2 separate regions of the Mus musculus genome follow, and region 2 is linked to region 1. Evidence: chromatin loops called from intact Hi-C (ENCODE). Cell type or tissue: heart. All regions are shown on one strand. Links, peaks and the distances in the headings refer to the core of each region. The heading gives the core; the rest is flanking DNA. Region 1 holds the start of Ssh1 (slingshot protein phosphatase 1). Region 2 holds the start of Coro1c (coronin, actin binding protein 1C).

Region 1 (8,323 bases), core at 37-8,036:
GTTTCCCTACGCTGCCCGCGAGTCTAGCGGCGGAGGAGGGGCCCAGGCCGGGCGGCTGCAGCCAGCGCGGGGGCGCGCGCGAGTGGACGTGACCGCGCGGCGGGGCCCGCCCCAGGCCGGTCACTGGCGCATGCGCATCACTGCCCGAGCGCTGCGGGCCCGGCGGACTCCGGAGCCGGGGAAGGGGGTGGGGGGTGGGGAGTTTGCGGGAGGGAGGAGGGAAGAGGGAGGGAGCGAGGGGCGGGCCCGGCGCGGCTGCCCGGCCGGCTGCTGGAGGCCCCGGGCCGGGCCCGCGCCGCGATGGCCTTGGTGACCCTTCAGCGCTCTCCCACGCCCAGCGCCGCGTCTTCCTCCGCAAGCAACAGCGAGGTGAGCCCGGCCGCACCCTCCCACAAGGTGTGAGGCGGAGGTGCGTCCGCCCTTGGGGTGCGGGCGTCCCCGCGTCCCGGTGACTGAGCATGCGCCGGGCTGGGGTCGCGGAGGTGGGGGGGCGGGGGGGGATGCTTCCAGATCGCAGGGCACCAGGAAAGGCTCTGGTCGGCTCTGGGCTGCAGGGTCTCGGGTTCCGCTCGGGGCCTGAGCTCATGCTGCTTAATCGGGGTAGATGGGGACCGGAGCGTCCGGGTCCTCAGGACGGCCTGCCCCAGGCTGTGCTACCCCAGCCGGGCTCATCCCACCCCCTTCCCCTGATGAGCTTAAGGCCTCGGAGTAAACCCCGGATGACCCAGCCGGCTGCAGGGGACGCCCCGCTGTGCTGGGCTAGCCCCGCAGGCCCAGGAAGTTGCCAGCTGGAATCTGGGCCCTCTCCCGGGGTTGTGTGTCTGCGTGAGACTTGGCTCAGCACCCCTGCGTGCCCGTGTTGGTGCGTTTTGGGCTCGTCTTGCGGGGACTGGCAGGCATCTTTGCAGAATGGCTGTGAGGTTAAGCCTCCAGGGCCCTTTCTGTCTGAGACTCTTTCATGAGTTTTATCTGCAGGCAGAAGGTTCTGGTTGCCTCCTCTTTGCACACAATTAGGCAGGGCAACTGAGAAGTTAGATTGTAGTAAGGCCTCTCTTCCCACACAGCTCGGTTCCCCTACAACAGTTTACAAAGTGCCTTTTATCTTGTGTTCTTCCTAGGAAACTACAGGAGCATAGGGAAGCAGGGAGGGGCAGTACAGGCCTTTGCAGCCGAAATTCTCTTCCTTCCTTCCTTCCTTCCTTCCTTCCTTCCTTCCTTCATCATGTAGTTGTGGCTGGCCCCCTGCCTCTGCGTCTCAGATGTTGTCAGTTCAGAAGAGCTTTCCACACCTGGCTCTCAGCCTGGATTTCTAGCCAACTTCCATAATGTTATGGGAATTTAACACTTGGTCGCTTCCAGTTCCTGTATTAGACACATTTTTAGGCTTTTAATCTTTTTTTTTTTAGTTGAGATGTAACTCACAGCCTGTGGCTTTACCTTTTGGAAGTATGTAAGTCAGCGTTAGTAGACACACCCGCTCAGCCACTCAGTCCCGAAGCTTCAGCGCCCCGCCCTTCTCAGTTACCGCTTGTCTTTGCTTCACCCCCACCCCGGGGCGTCCCCTACTTCTCTACATTTGCCTACGCTGTAGTTCATATAACAGGAAATATGCAGTGTTGCCTCTGTCTGGCTTCTCCCTCTAAGCGTGCTGGTCTCAAGGTTTGCCCATACTGGGTCTAATCATTTCTTTCCTTTCTATAAGAATTCATTGTATGGGGGGTAAATTTTTTTCAGGACACTGATTAGGACATTTTAAAAATCATTTTATTATTATTATTATTATTATTATTAATGTTATTTAGTACTAAATGTTTGAACCAGACCCTTGTGTGTGCCTGGCACTACGCACACTACCTACATTTTAAAAATTACATTAAGGTGTGTATGCATGTGTGTGCATGCGTTTGTCTCTCTGTCTGCTTCTGGGCATATGCAGGTGCCCACGGAGACCAGAAGAGGATGTTGGATCCTGTGGAGCTAGGCTTACAGGGGGCTTGTGAGCTGCAGGTTGTGGATCTGGGCATCTGCTTTTAGGTCCTCTGGAAGAGCAGCAAATGCTTTTAACTGCGGAGCTCTCTTCTGCAGCCCCCTTCCAGCCTCCATTTTAAATCATTATATGATGATCTCCCAATGACCAATTAACAGAAGAGAAAGCCCAGAAGAAAGCCAATGTTTAAAGTGTGAGGAGGCCCAGAGCCCTCTTGACTTTTACATCCTAGGAATGTGGAAGGTGGAGGCAGGAAACCCCTAGTACAGGCTGCATGGCCAGGCTAGTGAAATTAAGAATGGGCAAGGTGAGCGAGACCCTGACTCAATATGGAAGACAATGACATCGCCAGCAGCCACATACACACACACATGCACATGTGAACACATACCAGTCACACCTGCAAGTACACACAAACCCTAAAATCCCAGATGGCTTTTCTTTAACTTGAGCATGCCTTTGTCACCTGGGATGTTCCTGGGATGGCTAAGCTGCCTTCCCGATGTGCCCAGGTCAGGAGCAAGGCAGAGAGAGTAGACAGCAGGTGCTCCCTGTGCTGGGAGACTGGAATCCCGATTGGCTGTGCCTCCCGCCCATCCTTTTCCCACTTGGCTTCCTCTCTCTCTCCAAGTCAGATCTTCGGATGGGCCTGGATTGTTTCTTTGGGGATGATGCCGTCTCTCTCTGCTTCTCTGGCATTCCTGACCTTACATCACCTTTCAGTGGAAAACCTCAGATGGTGACTAAGAAGTCAATGGCTGCGGAGCCCGTGTCCTCTTTCCCCCAGTCTGTTATCCAAATGCCACTTCTTTTATGAGTCAGGGAGACAGCGGTTTCCTGACAGAGCTAGGTTAGCAGTGAAGCCTGGGAAACCAAGGGAAATCACAGCTCTTGGTCCCACAGCAATCTTGTCCTCTTACTTTTGTCCCCCATCACCTCCCCATACTTTCTGGATCTTTAATTATCTCGTATTTGTCCTTTTCCTGTTGACCTTATTGAATTCCTTTGTGAGATCAAGGGGAGCTGAGAAAGAGATACATAAACTGTTTCCCCTAGGTGTATAGCAACATTGTTTTGGACCAATGTGCAAGGTCTGTTTTTCATGGGCACAGGCTAGTCTCCAGGCACTTGGGACCAGGGCTTCTCAGCCTCGCTGCTGACCCTGAGACTCAGAGGTGGAGGCTTCTCCTTCAGCAGCATCCTCTTGCTCCGCCCACTAGATGCCAGTAGCACCCTCCAAAAAAATGCCCCAGTGGCCCTTATTGAAGGAGTCCTTACATGTGGTGATCCGCTGCTGCTGTTTGCTTCTGTCTAGTGCTGCAATGTGTGGGGGGCCTGCCCTGGTTTTTCCCTTCTCCTTTACAGCCCAGGAGCCAACGCGGTCCATTCCCAGTGTGTACATCTATAAAGTTGTACATAGACTCTTCATATAAGGGGGACACCTTATGGAATACTCATTCTTGGTGGAAATGGTCTCCTCTTGATGTATATCCCATACTGCCCAGTTCCCTTCCTACCTTAGCTCTGGATCCAGTTCCTGCTGCCCTTGACCTCTGGCTGGCTGGCTGGTCCCCAGTCAGTCTTGTGTCTGTCCTGGCTGTCACACTGCTCTGATGTTCTCTTCCACACAGTGGGTGCTTTAAAAAAAAAAACACGCCAACTCCTCCTGGACCACCTTGTGTTTTCTTCTCATTTTGTGTTTTTGCCCAGAAAGGAGAGGTGGGGAGGGGAGTAAGTAGTGATGGGGTTAAGATATTTAGAATTCAATGCCCGGATACCTTCCATGGCCGAAGTCTTGTCTGGCGTGGCTTTTCGTTTCAGTTTGGTTTTGGACATGCCCGCTTGCTGTGTTATCTGGGCTGCTCTCAGATCCCTGGGGCAAACGGTTCCCCTGCCTTAGCCTGTTAAGTAGCCAGGGTGACAGGTGTGTGGACCTTCTTTGGGATGGAGTTTTTCAGTGGTATTCCTCGGGCTTGCTGGTGTGCCTGGCTCCACAAAGAAATAGGTTTTCTTAAGACGGTAATCCCGTTTCCTGTAAAAACAAAACCAGAATAAGACTCAGAGTCAGTGTGTTGTCTAGTCTAGGGCTTGAAAGAGCCTTGGGAAACAGAGCCCATGGGGCTCGGCTCAGGCGGCTGAGACAGAAATAGGGATAAACATTAGGAAACCTGAAAATGTGGAGCGAGAGTGACTCAGAGGAACAACACATCAGGTTGGCATGGAGAGGGCAGGGGGTGTGTCTCGAACACGGCAGCCTCCTTCCTGGATGCCTTTATCTTTGCCGGGCACCGGGGAGTCTGCTGTCAGAGCTAATAGTGGCGGCTGTGAGGTCACACACTTTCTCTCTCTTTCCCTGTAGTTGGAGGCTGGCAGCGATGAAGAACGGAAATTGAACCTCAGGTAAGTCCACTTGGCGTTTGTCCTTAGGTCCGGGAAGTAGGTGAAGAGCACTGTTGTACGGTTGAAAAATGGTTTTATAACCGTGTCTTCATGGAAGCCCAAGCTACAAGCTCGTAATCTTACCAGAAGGGATTTGGATCTCTTTGAGTTCGAGGCCAGCCTGCTCTACATAGCACGTTCCGGGCCAGCCCAAGCTCCGTGGTGAAATACTACTGTAGAGATTACTGGTTGTAGTACATACCTGTGATTCTAGGAGCTGATGAGGCAGGGTTGCAGTTTTAAGGCCAGCTTGGACTACATAGTAAACAAACAAAAAACCTGGGATGTGTCCTTTGCCCATCACGTACAAGGCTCTGGGTCCATCCGCAGCACCACAGTAAATGAACAATTAAGTAAAAATCGTATGTGCTTGGCTACTCCCTGCTTAGGGGGAGGAAGAACTGCTGAGCACACACAGGGTCTCAAGCAGGCTAAGCAAAGGCTCTACCACTAAACACCAGCAGCCTGTAACTGCCTTGATATGGGATGTCATTTGCAAAAGGAGGCAAATAACTGTATTTTTTCTGTGCCCTTCATTTCCTTTGTTGTTGTTACATGTGTGTGAGCGTGTCTGTGTCTGTGTGTGTCTGTGTGTGTGTATCAGAGAACAGTTTGGAGCATTCATTTCTTCATGTGGGTCCCTTGGATTGAACTCAGGTCCTCAGGCTTGGCAGCAAGGTCCTATGCCCGCTCAGCCCTCTCGTCGCCCCTGATATATTTTCTTGCAGAAGTTCCTGTCTGTGTTTAACAATCATTGTACTATGCCCTCTGTTTTTTCATTCTGCTTTGGACAAGCTGCTACTTTTGAAGTCAGAACATCACTTCTTTTTGCTTGCTTTTTTTTTTTTTTTTTTTTTTTTCAAAATGAGGTCTCTCTGTGTAGCCCTGACTGTCCTAGAACTCACTGTAGACCTGGCTGGCCTTGAACTCAGTGGTCCATCTGCCTCTGCCTCCTGAGTGAGTGCTGGGATTAAAAGTGTCGTGTGAGATTGGGATTGATTGGTAGCCGAGCTCACTGAGACAGTTTTTTTTTTCCATTTTTTATTAGGTATTTAGCTCATTTACATTTCCAATGCTATACCAAAAGTCCCCCATACCCACCCACCCCCACTCCCCTACCCACCCACTCCCCCTTTTTGGCCCTGGCGTTCCCCTGTATTGGGGCATATAAACTTTGCAAGTCCAATGGGCCTCTCTTTGCAGTGATGGCCGACTAGGCCATCTTTTGATACATATGCAGCTAGAGACAAGAGCTCCGGGGTACTGCTTAGTTCATATTGTTGTTCCACCTATAGGGTTGCAGTTCCCTACTGAGACAGTTCTTAAGGGCTGGAAATGGCTCAGTAGTTAAGAACACTGGCTGCTCTTGCAGAGGACCTGAGTTTGGTTCCCAGCACCAGTGTGGTGGCTCACGACCACTCGTAACTCTAGTTTATATGACCTGACACCTTCTTTTGGCCTTGGTCATCATGTGTGCATAGGTACATAGAGATAAATGCAGGCAAAATCCCTAGAAACATGAAATGATAATACATTTTGTAAAATTCCCATAAGATGTAGTCACCAAGTGGGTGTGGTGGCAAACGCCTTTGATCCTGGTACTTGGAGGCAGATAGATTTCTGAATTTGAGGCCAGCCTGGTCTACAGAGTGAGTTCCGTGAGTTCCAGGACAGCCAGGGCCATAAGAGAAATCCTTTCTTGAAAAACAACAACAAAAAAAGATATTAGTCACCAGTTACTGTAGGGGACACCAAAGTCATCTGGACTTTTTTTTTTTTTTTTGCCAAAAATTCAGACCTCCTTCTCTTTGCCCATCTGAAGTCTAGCTATATGCCTAGACTGGGCAGATCTAACTACTAACTTATTCCCCAGCTATAAGACCCTTCCCTACTTGTGGTTTCTCCTGGACACATGGTTCTGCTCCATCATGGCTTCCTCCTCTTCCTGTACTCTCTCCCATCACTCTCCAGAACCTCTTGTTGCACCTTTCCCTTCCACTGCCCAATCATAGGGTCTAGCTTTTATTGAGTAGCTAGAATGGCAAGAAAATTCACATGAGATCACATGAATATGATCAGGGTTAGATCTGCTTCCTCAAGAGGGACTGTTCTTTGGGGAAGCAGAATTAACATCAGAATAAATACAACAGTAGCAGGGCAATTCACACCACTGAGTGCTGTGCTGAGTTACTGTGCCAAGTGCTATCTGTGCCCAGTGTTGTGCTTAGTTACTGTCTTGAGTGCTGTGCTCAGTAATGCTCTCCCGTGTTCTGCCTAAACACTTTTTTTTTTTTTTTTTTTTTTTTTTTGGTTTTTCAAGACAGGGTTTCTCTATATAGCTCTGGCTGTCCTGGAACTCACTTTGTAGACCAGGCTGGGCTCAAACTCAGAAATCCGCCTGCCTCTGCCTCCCGAGTGCTGGGATTAAAGGCGTGCGCCACCACGCCCGGCTCCTGCCAAACTCTTGAAGAAGCTCTAGAAACACGTTTGGCCTGTCTTTGGACTGTGTGCATTTGAGTGATGGAAGGAAGCCTCTCACTTTGATCGGGAAACATGCTATTTGTGAAGATGCCGTGGGTGGTGGTGGGGAGCCCTGACCTGCAGAAAACAAAGTGATGGAGAGTACAGCTACCAGAGCCTTGCCAGTCACGGTAGACTGTGTAAAGGGCTCTTCATGCCTGGCTTTGAGGCAGCTTGTGGCCCAGGTCAAGGTTCCAGGGCCGGAGACACTGGCTCCTGGGGGCAGTAATGGGCTGCTTTTTGCTGCACAGGCTGTGTGTGTAGGAGGAGAGCCAGTGGAATCTGCGTGTTGGGTGCAGGCCCGGAACTGGGAGGAGAACTTGATGAGGGTGGTGGGGCCCCCAGAGCCTTTGCAGCTTCCTGTGCCCTGCTCCTGTGACCCTTCCCTGGGGTCAGAATTCCTTCTACCCTCCACCCGTCCATCCCTTCCTCTCTGGGCACTGGGCCAGGGAGAGCATTGAGCTAGCTTTGTCTTTAATTGCCCTTAATTAGCAGGATGCTTGAAGATGTTTTATAGCCGAGAACTTAGAACTGTGATAAGAAACTGTGTCTGTCTGTGGTCCCTTCTCACTAATAAAAGAGAAAGTTTCCTGGTTTGGCACTTTGGGGAGGCCTGACATAGGATGGGGGTTGGTGTCTCTGTACTTTGACACCTCTGTGTTCCAGTGAAGTATTTGTGTGTGGTGGTGTAGGCCTGTCACCCCAGCTCTCTAGAGACTGAAGCTCTCTGAGGCCTACAGAGTTCAAGGGCAACTGGGGTTACATTGCAAGACCCTGCTTAAAAACAAAGACAGCCGTGGGGGGAGGGGGGAGAACTTTCGAGCAAGCGTTGTGCCTCCAGGCTGGTAGCCCAGGGTCCAGTCAGTCTGTCCAGATGAGTCAGTTCTTTTGGACCCACAGACAAGGAACCTGACTGAAAGGGCTTTAGGCAGTCCCAGGACCAGAACCTAGAACTCCTCTTTGAGTTTGCTGCCAGGAGCTATCAGATCCATCCAGGAAGAGCTAAGCCCTTTTCACAGCAGGATCCCAAAGTCATTGTGGCCCCAGGGAGAACCCCAGGAGTGGGGTCCTGAGTTCTCCTGGTCCGGGCGTGCAGCAGGGAGTTCTGGTTTCTGCTCTTCCTCTTAGCCTGCCTCTCAGGCTTCTTGACTCAGAGCCTTGACAGTTCACCTCCCTTTTCAGGCAGAGGACAACATCCTGCTTTCTAACAAGGAAGTTCTGGGTCCAGGTCTGGCCTCTGGCTGCTGTTCTTCACAGACACTGCTCATTTGCATCCCCCAGACCATCCCACTCCCTAGAAAAACAAAACAAATGTGCCCAGGTGGTTTTATTTGAGGCAGAAGCTCAAGGGAGAGATTTCCCTTTGCTTTGGATTGA
Region 2 (8,323 bases), core at 4-8,003, 81 kb after region 1:
TTCTCTGATGACATCGCTAGTCTAGAGCACTGAAGTGTATTCACCTAGCTTCTCCTGTTGCGACGCAAGGGTGCTTCCACAGTGAACAGGAGTTTGATACATGTCCTCACACATACGTGGTTGATCCTCGATGCTTCATGGGTTCCACATCTGTGAACTCACATGCTAAGGTTCATGTGGTGGGACTTTCGACTCCAGCACAGTTGTTCTCCGACTCAGTATAACTCTCTCTCTCTCTCTCTCTTGGGACAGGGTTTCTCTGTATAGCACTGGTTGTCCTGGAACTCACTCTGTAGACTAGGCTGGCCTTGAACTCAGAAATCTGATAAAACTAGGAGCAGAAACAGACAGCAGCGGGAAGTTCAGCTCTTGAGACCTGCACTGTGGTGCCATCTATGGGAATTGGGTACCTTACTTATAATTTCATCCTTCAAAGACTGGGGGGGGGAGGACGGATGGATGGAAAGATAGCACACACAGCAGGTAAAGTGCTTAAGTGTGAGGAACTGAACCTGGATTCCCAACACCTGTGCAGAAATTAAAGTTTGTAGCATGCACCTCTAATTCCAGAGCTAGGCTGTGAAGACAGGTAGACCCCTAGAGCTGGATGGCCAACCAATTGAGCTGTTGTGTGACAAAACTTTTCCCCGGGGAGAACACACATGTCTATGCATCCTAGATAGGGAACCCAAGACAGACCCAAATATAGATACCACCAAAGTCAGCTTGGTGAACAATGAGGTTTATTGGGGTTATACAGGAATATGTGTGAAGGGTTACTTACAGAAGCAGAAAGGACTCAAAGACAGTGTTTTAGGGTTTCTTATTCCTGCACAAATATCATAACCAAGAAGCAAGTTGGGGAGGAAAGGGTTTATTCAGCTTACACTTCCACACTGCTGTTCATCACCAGAGGAAGTCATGGACTGGAGCTCAAGCAGGTCAGGAAGCAGGAGCTGATGCAGAGGCCATGGAGGGCTTCCCCTGGCTTGCTCAGCTTGCTTTCTATAGAACCCAAGACCACCAGCCCAGGGATGGCACCACCAACCATGGGCCCTCCCCCTTTGATCACTAATTGAGAAAATGCCTTATAGCTGGATCTCATGGAGGCATTTCCTCAACTGAAGCTCCTTTCTCTGTGATAATTCCAGCCTGTATCAGGTTGACACACAAAATCAGCTAGTACAGACAGCTACATCACCAAAGCCCATTCCAGCATGGATGACAGCTCACAAAGTTGGGGACCTGGAACACACTGCACAGCCTGCAGGTATTTCGACAGGTTAGAGTGCTCTTTCCAGGTGCCTGGGTTGGTCTAAACCTCTTCCAGGCAGCTGGTCTGATCTCAGAGTCTTCTTTGTAGCTGGGCTTGGCTGAGAGAAACTCACCACACTTTTATTGCTTACTCCAGCAGGGTGGGGCAAATGAATCTGGTCAGTTTCAGGGACTTCCTTGAAGCATTGTAAGTTGTTTATCTTTCTGCTTAAGGAGCTTCCCAGAAGAATGAAATGTTTCAATCTTGGAGGAAACTGTTACACAACAGTAGTCAATACTTGGTAAGCTTTTTTTTTTTTTTTTTTTTTTTTTTGAGATAGGGTAGGGTGTGATAAAGACTTCCAATGTTGTCCTCTGGCCTCCTCATGTGCACAGGTATCTGTGCTCAACATGCATGCGTCGGGGTATTTGGGAGGGTTGGGGTGAGCTCACTGGTAGAGGCCCTGGGCTAGAGCCTCATGGTCACAAACAAACGAAACCTCAAACTCTTCTTTCCTCCAAATTACTTCCTGAAGCATTTGCATTTTTATATAGAGAGGAGAAAAAGTAGAGAAATGGGACTCAGCAGGTAAGAGCTCTTGTTGTGCAAGCTTTATGACCTGAGTTCAAATCCCCAGTACCTATCTTAAATGCTGGAGACAGCTGCAGTTCCCCCAGCCCTGCCCCTGCCCTGCCCACCCCCCAGCGCCTAGCTCTGTTGGAGGTGTAGAGAGGACTTCTGGGGCTTCTTGAAGGGTTCCAGCCCAGCTTCAGGTTCAGTGAGATACTCAGTCTCAATAGAATAGGGTGGAAATTGACAGAGCAGGGTGCCTGATGTCCTCATTTGATTTCAGCATGCATACACCCACTTCACACATAGTTGCATGTACACTACACACACACACACACCTCTATAAGACAAGAGAAACTGATTTGTCTAATATCTGTAACACAAGGACTTAAGTTCATTCTTAATTAAACGAGCCTGTCAGAATCCAAAGTCCATGGTTTTTCTCTTCCGTCCCCTGCCCCTGAGGCCGTCCGGGTAATCACTAACCAGCTAAGAGAGCAGGCTGTGCTGTCAGACAGATGAGGATTCTACCTGGTCCATGCAGGGTAATTTTTGGCAAGTCAATGCCTCCAAGTCTCCATGTCTTCATCTTTATTGCTGGATTTTGGGAAGTCTTTCTATGGCCACTGGGTTGCTGAAAGAATTTCTGACAATTCTGCAGCATCAGCTGGATGGCTTCTGTTTCCAAAGGCGTGGCTCGTGTTCTCTGTATTTCTCAGTTCTCTCTCAAGCAGTCTGTGCTCTCTGGACTCCCCGACACACTCAGCCCCCACTGTCTGTCCCCTTGTTTAATTAAGTATAATGATCATAACAAAAGCAACTGGTTTTTCTACATCACCATATGCCTGGTGACTGCAACAGGAGCATTACCGCCTCTACCTCATTTAAGTGGAGTGGCAAATCTTGCCGGGTACGAAGTACTGAGTCCCTCCAGTTAGCATAAGCTGCTTAGAGGCAAAACACAACCCACTCTCCATACAGTTGAGTCGCTGCCTTGACAGCAATAGGTGCCGTGTGTGTGTGTGTGTGTGTGTGTGTGTGTGTGTGTGTGTGTGTGTGAGAGAGAGAGAGAGAGAGAGAGAAGCCAGAAACTGAGCTCTGCCTGGGAGGGGCTGCTATTGTAGTCACAGATAAAGAAACCTAGCTCCCGCTGGAGAGGTGTTCTGCAATCAAGAGCACTTCCTGCTTTTTCAGAGGACTCCTGGTTCCCGGAACCACAGTAGTCCTCTGACAGCCTGCGGACACTCCAGATTCAGGCTAGCTCAGTCTGGTCTGACCTATGAGGGCACTGCATGCAGGTGGTGTAATTACATACACAGAGGCATACACGTAAAATAAACACACCAATCTTTAAAAATTGAGCTTTGCAGAGAGTAAAAACTTGCTGAGCAAGCTGCTTCATTCTGGTAGACCTAGATTTACACAACACATAATTTACACACACACACACACACACACACACACACACACACACTTTGCCTAATTTTATTTTATTTACTTATTTAGAGACAGAGTTTCTTTACATATCCCTGGATGTCCTGGAACTCAGTATGTAGACCAGGCTGGCCTGGAACTACTGACGGAGATCCACCTGCCTCAGCCTCCTCAGTGTTGGGACTAAAGGCGTGTGCCTTCTGTTTTGAGGTGGCAGTTTATCTTAATTCCTGCAACAAGAATTCAGGGGTTCTACCACTGAATGCCGACCACAGATTCCTGGACATCTCTGAGGCTAAAACAAAGTGAAAATTCATCCCTCTGCGAATTGTAAAGATGCCTTGCTTTGGGAAATAAATGGCCCAACCCCTCAGCTGGCCCAGATCTCTGGACGCAGTTTCCTTAGATCTTGGTATTTCAAAGCTTGATATTTCTGAAGGGGCTTTGGCTAATAGTGGGATAACCTTACACTCAAGATTAGGAAACTGAAATCCAAAGAGGTGAGTGAAATGGTCCCTGGGTCACTTCATTTGAGAGTAACAGGGCTAGGACACATATCCACGTGCTCATATGGAGGGACTTTAGCCAGGGAGTCTTCATTGCTTCTCCTTAGCTCTCTCTCATAGGTGTGGTCCAGCCCAAGGGTTGCCACCCTGCCCTGGAGAGTAGTGGGAGAGAGCGTGGGTGAGAGGGTTGAACCAGCCCTGATGGAGGTGGGGCTAAGAACTTGGGGCGGGGCTTACGGTTTAAGTACGCTCAGGGCTGTGGGCGGGGCTTGAGGTACAGCAAATAGGATGATCATAGGTTCCCCGGGTCTTCAGGAAATCCGAGCGGGGATTTGCGGCGCTCAACTGGGGGAAGCTAGGTTTTGGGGGCGGGGGGAAACCAAGCCCTGCTCACGGACTCGGTGGGCAGTTAGATGCGCTCAAACGACCATCCTCATAGAGAGGCTCTGCAGGGCCGTGGGTGGAGCTTAAGAACGCCCGCTCTGGTTCTAAAGACCTGGGTGGGGCTGGAAGGAGCCCGTGGGCGTGGCCACCCGGCCATTCAAGTGCCCCGGAAAGCGGGCGTGGGCTCCGAGTCTCCTTGCACCTCCCCGCGCCACCACAGGGGGCGCTCTAAGGAGAGCCGGGCATCTAACCGGGACCTTCCGGAAGTGGGCGTGGTGAAGCGTGGTTCGGCGGCGCTGGTTGGGCGCGGCCCCGGCGCGGGGGCGGGGCCCGCGCGCGCGAAGGCCTGGGCAGCGGCGGCCGCGCCCCTCCCCCGCGCGGCGCTCAGTGCCAGGCGGGAGGCGGCAGCGGTTGGAGGCTTCGCGGGGCTTTGCAGCAGGGACTTCGGCGGCGCCTCAGGCACCCGGGCTCTGGTAAGCAGCGCGCGCTCAGGACGGGGCAGCTCCGGAGCGAGCCCGGGGCGGGCGGGCCGGCCTCCGGGACCCCGCGTGTGAAGCTCTCGGCTGACAGGAGCCGGCGGCGCCGAGTGGTGCGGGGCGCACGCGCATGCCCCGGGCGCTGCGGCTGGGGAATGGCCGTCTGCGGGCAGCCGTGGGCCCGGCAGCCGTGAGGCGGTGTCTGAGCGCTGCGAAGAGCCTGCGGCCGAGCGCTCACGTGGGGCTGGGTCCGCGGGGGACCCCCGGTGTGCGGGGCGCGCCCGGGCGGGGCTCCGCCTGGCTCGCAGTGCATGGCCTCCTGGACCCTGAAGACCTGGGGCGGGGGCGGGCTGCAGTGGCGTGGCCTGGAGGAGGAACCCTGTCCCGGGTGCGGAACCTAGTGACCCGCGGGGCAGGTGGGGCTCAGCCGCGCCGAGATGGCTAGGATGACATCAGAGGTGGAGGGTGGGGACGCCCAGCCCAGCTCTGCCGCCGGTCCCCCGGCGGGCGTACGCACAGCAGCCCTATCTATCTCCAGTGATGTGAATGAGCTGGGGGGAAGTAGCCGGCTGCAGGGCTTTCGGAGAAGAAAGGGGCTTCCTCCCGGAGGGAGGTGCCGGCCCCGACGTCCTTTTTTGGGAGTGTTCAAAGGGTTTTTTTTTGCAGGCTGGAAAAGGAAATGCAGGCTTTCTCTCCGTCGTGGTTTAGAATCACATCCTATATTTGGCCTTCATGTAGGCTGCCCTTGTTTTGTGGTGTCAGAACGGCTTGCTCTACACATTTCGGTCGTGGGATTCAGAGTGAGAAGCAAATTGCAAGTTGTTCGTCTCTCCCGGAATTGCTTCCTGTAAGCATTTGAAAGAGAATTGACCGCAGAGCGTGCTTATTCGCAGGGCCACAATATGTTTAGTTTTGGAAATGGTTGGCACGAAATAATTGTACTCCCATCCCGTGGCCTTCCCTACCGGGATTATATTCTAAAACAGTACTTGCGAGGCTCTTAGTCACCCTATATAATAAAGCGTCTTATTGTCCTTGTCTGGCAGCACCCTGACACCAGGGCCTGCTAGTAGAGGGAAGAACATGATGAAGTACAAGTAGTTGCTTCCTGCCTCCTTCTCGGGTGTGAAGGCAAATGGTAGTTCATATTCCTGTCTGTCCGCAGCTTCAGAGCAGCTGAACACAGTGCTTGGTTCTGGACATGTTAGAGAACACTGACCTAGGGAGACTTGGGGAGTGTGTGTCACACGCAGTGATGTTTGGATAGCCAGCCTGACATTAAACATCGAATCTAGGCGGCGGTTACATATTGTACTGGCTGGTTTTCTGTCTAGCTTGACACAAGCCAGAGTCATCAGAGAGGAGGAAGCCTCAGTTGAGAAAAAGTGAGACTGAGGTTATAGAAAAGCCTGTGGGGCCTTTTCTTAATTGGTGATTCATGGTGGGAGGGCTGAGCCCATTGTGGGCGGGGCCACCCCTGGGCTTGCAGTCCTGCGTTCTATAAGAAAACAGGCTGACCAAGCCATGGGGAGCAAGACAGTAAGCAGCACCCCTCCATCAGCCTCTGCATCAGCCTCCTGCCTCCAAGTTCCCGCCCGCTAGAGTTCCTGTCCTGACTTCCTTTGATGATGAACTGTGATGTGGAAGTGTGAGCTGAATTAACCCTTTCCTCCCCAAGCTGTTTTGGTCCTGGTGTCTCATCACAGCAATAGTAACTAGAACTGAAACATATATAAACAGGAAAAAAAATGTGGTAGAGCAGAATTGCTTTATATCATAGCTCTACAAGTGCTCTGTCTTTTGGTAGTTGACAGTCACACACACAGACACATACTTTTTTAAGAAATCAGAACATGTTTTCTCTGTGTGTGTGTGTTTGTGTGCGTGCGTGCGCATGTGCGCGAGCGCATGTGTATTTTACTTGTGGACAGTACATTAAAGCCTGATGAATTTACAAGGTTTTTAAAAATTATTATTTTAAGGTGTGTGTGTGTGTGTGTGTGTGTGTGTGTGTTGGTGTTGTTGGTGGTTATGTGCATATATGTGCACCCTTGCTGGCCAGCGACATGAGATTCCCTGGAGCTGGAGTAGCAGAGGGTTGTGAGCCACCTGCCCAGGTGGAGTACTGACCGTGGGTTTTCTTGAAGTGCAGCAAGTGCTTCTAACTTAATCTTAGTCACATCTTTCCAGTCTCTTAAGTGTCATGAATTTATTTAACATAAATATCCTGGAGAAATGTCACTGCAGAAGCATTAGAGTTTTCATGGTTATTTGTTATTCCGACCAGATCACGCTAATCAGTATTTGTGTCTGTGTATAAATTAGGATTAGATTCCGGATTGCTAAATACCATTTTTAAACATTATTTCTGGGATCCACTCCAGCTGTGTGGGGAGTCGCTCTAGTGCTTATGTGATAGAATGTTTGAAATGATGTTATTAGTTTCTTAGCTAAATAAGTGGGGGTGTGGAAGACTCAGTTTTTTTACGAGAGCACAACATTCATTTAGTATTTTGATATGTCACAAACCGGTGCTTTAGAAACAGAGTAATTGAAGTGCCTGACCTCTCCCGGGGTGGGGTGGGGTGGGGGTGGGGTGGCCCAGTGCGAGCTACATTCAAACTCAGCCTACTGACCCGGTGCTGAAGGCCCCTGGGCTTGTGCTCCATCCGATGGCTTCCCTGTGTCGGGGAGCTATCAGAACTCTTCTGGTACTTGCCAGTGTCTTTTAAACTAGAGATGGCTACTGTATGAAAACACGGAATTCTTCATGAATATTTCAGCACAGCCTAGGACCTAGATGCTGAGGAATGGAATCTTTTGGGTTTTCCTTGCCCTAGTTGAGATTCTGAAGTTCACGGGCAAGACTCACTACTATTTTAGCACCTGCTTCGTCCCCTGACAGCGCACAGTGGGCTCTTTTTTGTTTTACAGAGGCTTTATTGAGCTATGACTCACATACCATGCACTTAACTCACCTAAGGTGCACAGCTCACGGGGGCGTGGGGTTGTCACAGAGCAGTGCAGCCATTTAACCACTGAACTCAGTTGAGAGTATTTCCCCACCCAGGCGAGAAGCGCCCTGGGCACTACAGCTTCCCACAAGCCTTCTTCCTTCTCAGTGATCTTCCACTGATCGCCTCTGTGAATATGTCACCCTAGGACAGACAGACATGTGTACAGCCTTTAGTAGGTGGTCTTTGTCACTCATTTTATCAGCATACTTTAAGATTTATGCATTCTGTAGTGAATGTGGAATACTCTATTTATGCTTGAATAATATTTCATTGTATGGCCATACCATGTTTTGTTTATTCATTCATACTTGATGGGTATTTGGGTGTTTGCCTTTTGGGCTAGTTACTACAAGTAAGTCGGCTGTGAGCACTCGTTATGTGAAAATGTATTTTCTTTTCTCTGGAGTGTTGACCTGAGAGTGGAATTGCTGGTTATCTGATAAGCCTGTATTTAACTCTTTGAAGGAACTGCCATTCCAAAGGAACTGTGATTTCCAAAGCAGCTGCAGCTTTGGGCGGTTTTTTAACCCACAATGAGTGAAGGCTGCAGTTTTTGTGTCTCTTCACGGTGACCACTGTGTTCTCTGTCTTTTGGTTCTAGTCAGCCTCAGAGTGGGGAGGAGTACGCTGTGGGTCTGGCTTCTGTTGCATCCGCGATCGTGATGAGTGTTTCGTGAGAGC

What was found. A loop is a pair of places that touch in the nucleus more often than their neighbours do. Peaks named below come from ENCODE experiments on the same cell type or tissue, not always from the same donor. Only the 100,000 strongest peaks of a DNase experiment are listed, where the experiment ranks them.
Region 2: a loop joins it to region 1, with 2.0 times the contacts of the local background. A loop is called at or near these places in 1 of 42 quality-filtered maps.

What each region holds. Positions count from the first base shown.
Region 1 is chr5:113,985,710-113,994,032 of GRCm38, reverse strand. Ssh1 (slingshot protein phosphatase 1) reads left to right here and starts at 243. Exons shown (of 15, transcript NM_198109.5): 1 at 243-369; 2 at 4,347-4,387. The coding sequence starts at 301. It overlaps Gm52825 (a long non-coding RNA gene), which reads right to left and starts at 4,211. Exons shown (of 3, transcript XR_003955978.1): 1 at 4,156-4,211; 2 at 3,766-4,019; 3 at 1,799-3,624. In heart, for the core only: CTCF peaks have their summits at 3,203 (motif pointing right) and 7,160; DNase peaks (open chromatin) are centred at 122, 742, 1,512, 7,242 and 3 weaker places; H3K4me3 peaks cover 2,522 bases; H3K27ac peaks cover 3,359 bases.
Region 2 is chr5:113,904,910-113,913,232 of GRCm38, reverse strand. It overlaps Coro1c (coronin, actin binding protein 1C), which reads left to right and starts at 4,527. Exons shown (of 11, transcript NM_011779.3): 1 at 4,527-4,622. In heart, for the core only: CTCF peaks have their summits at 4,345 and 5,221; DNase peaks (open chromatin) are centred at 2,488, 4,312, 5,032 and 6,102; H3K4me3 peaks cover 4,693 bases; H3K27ac peaks cover 4,100 bases.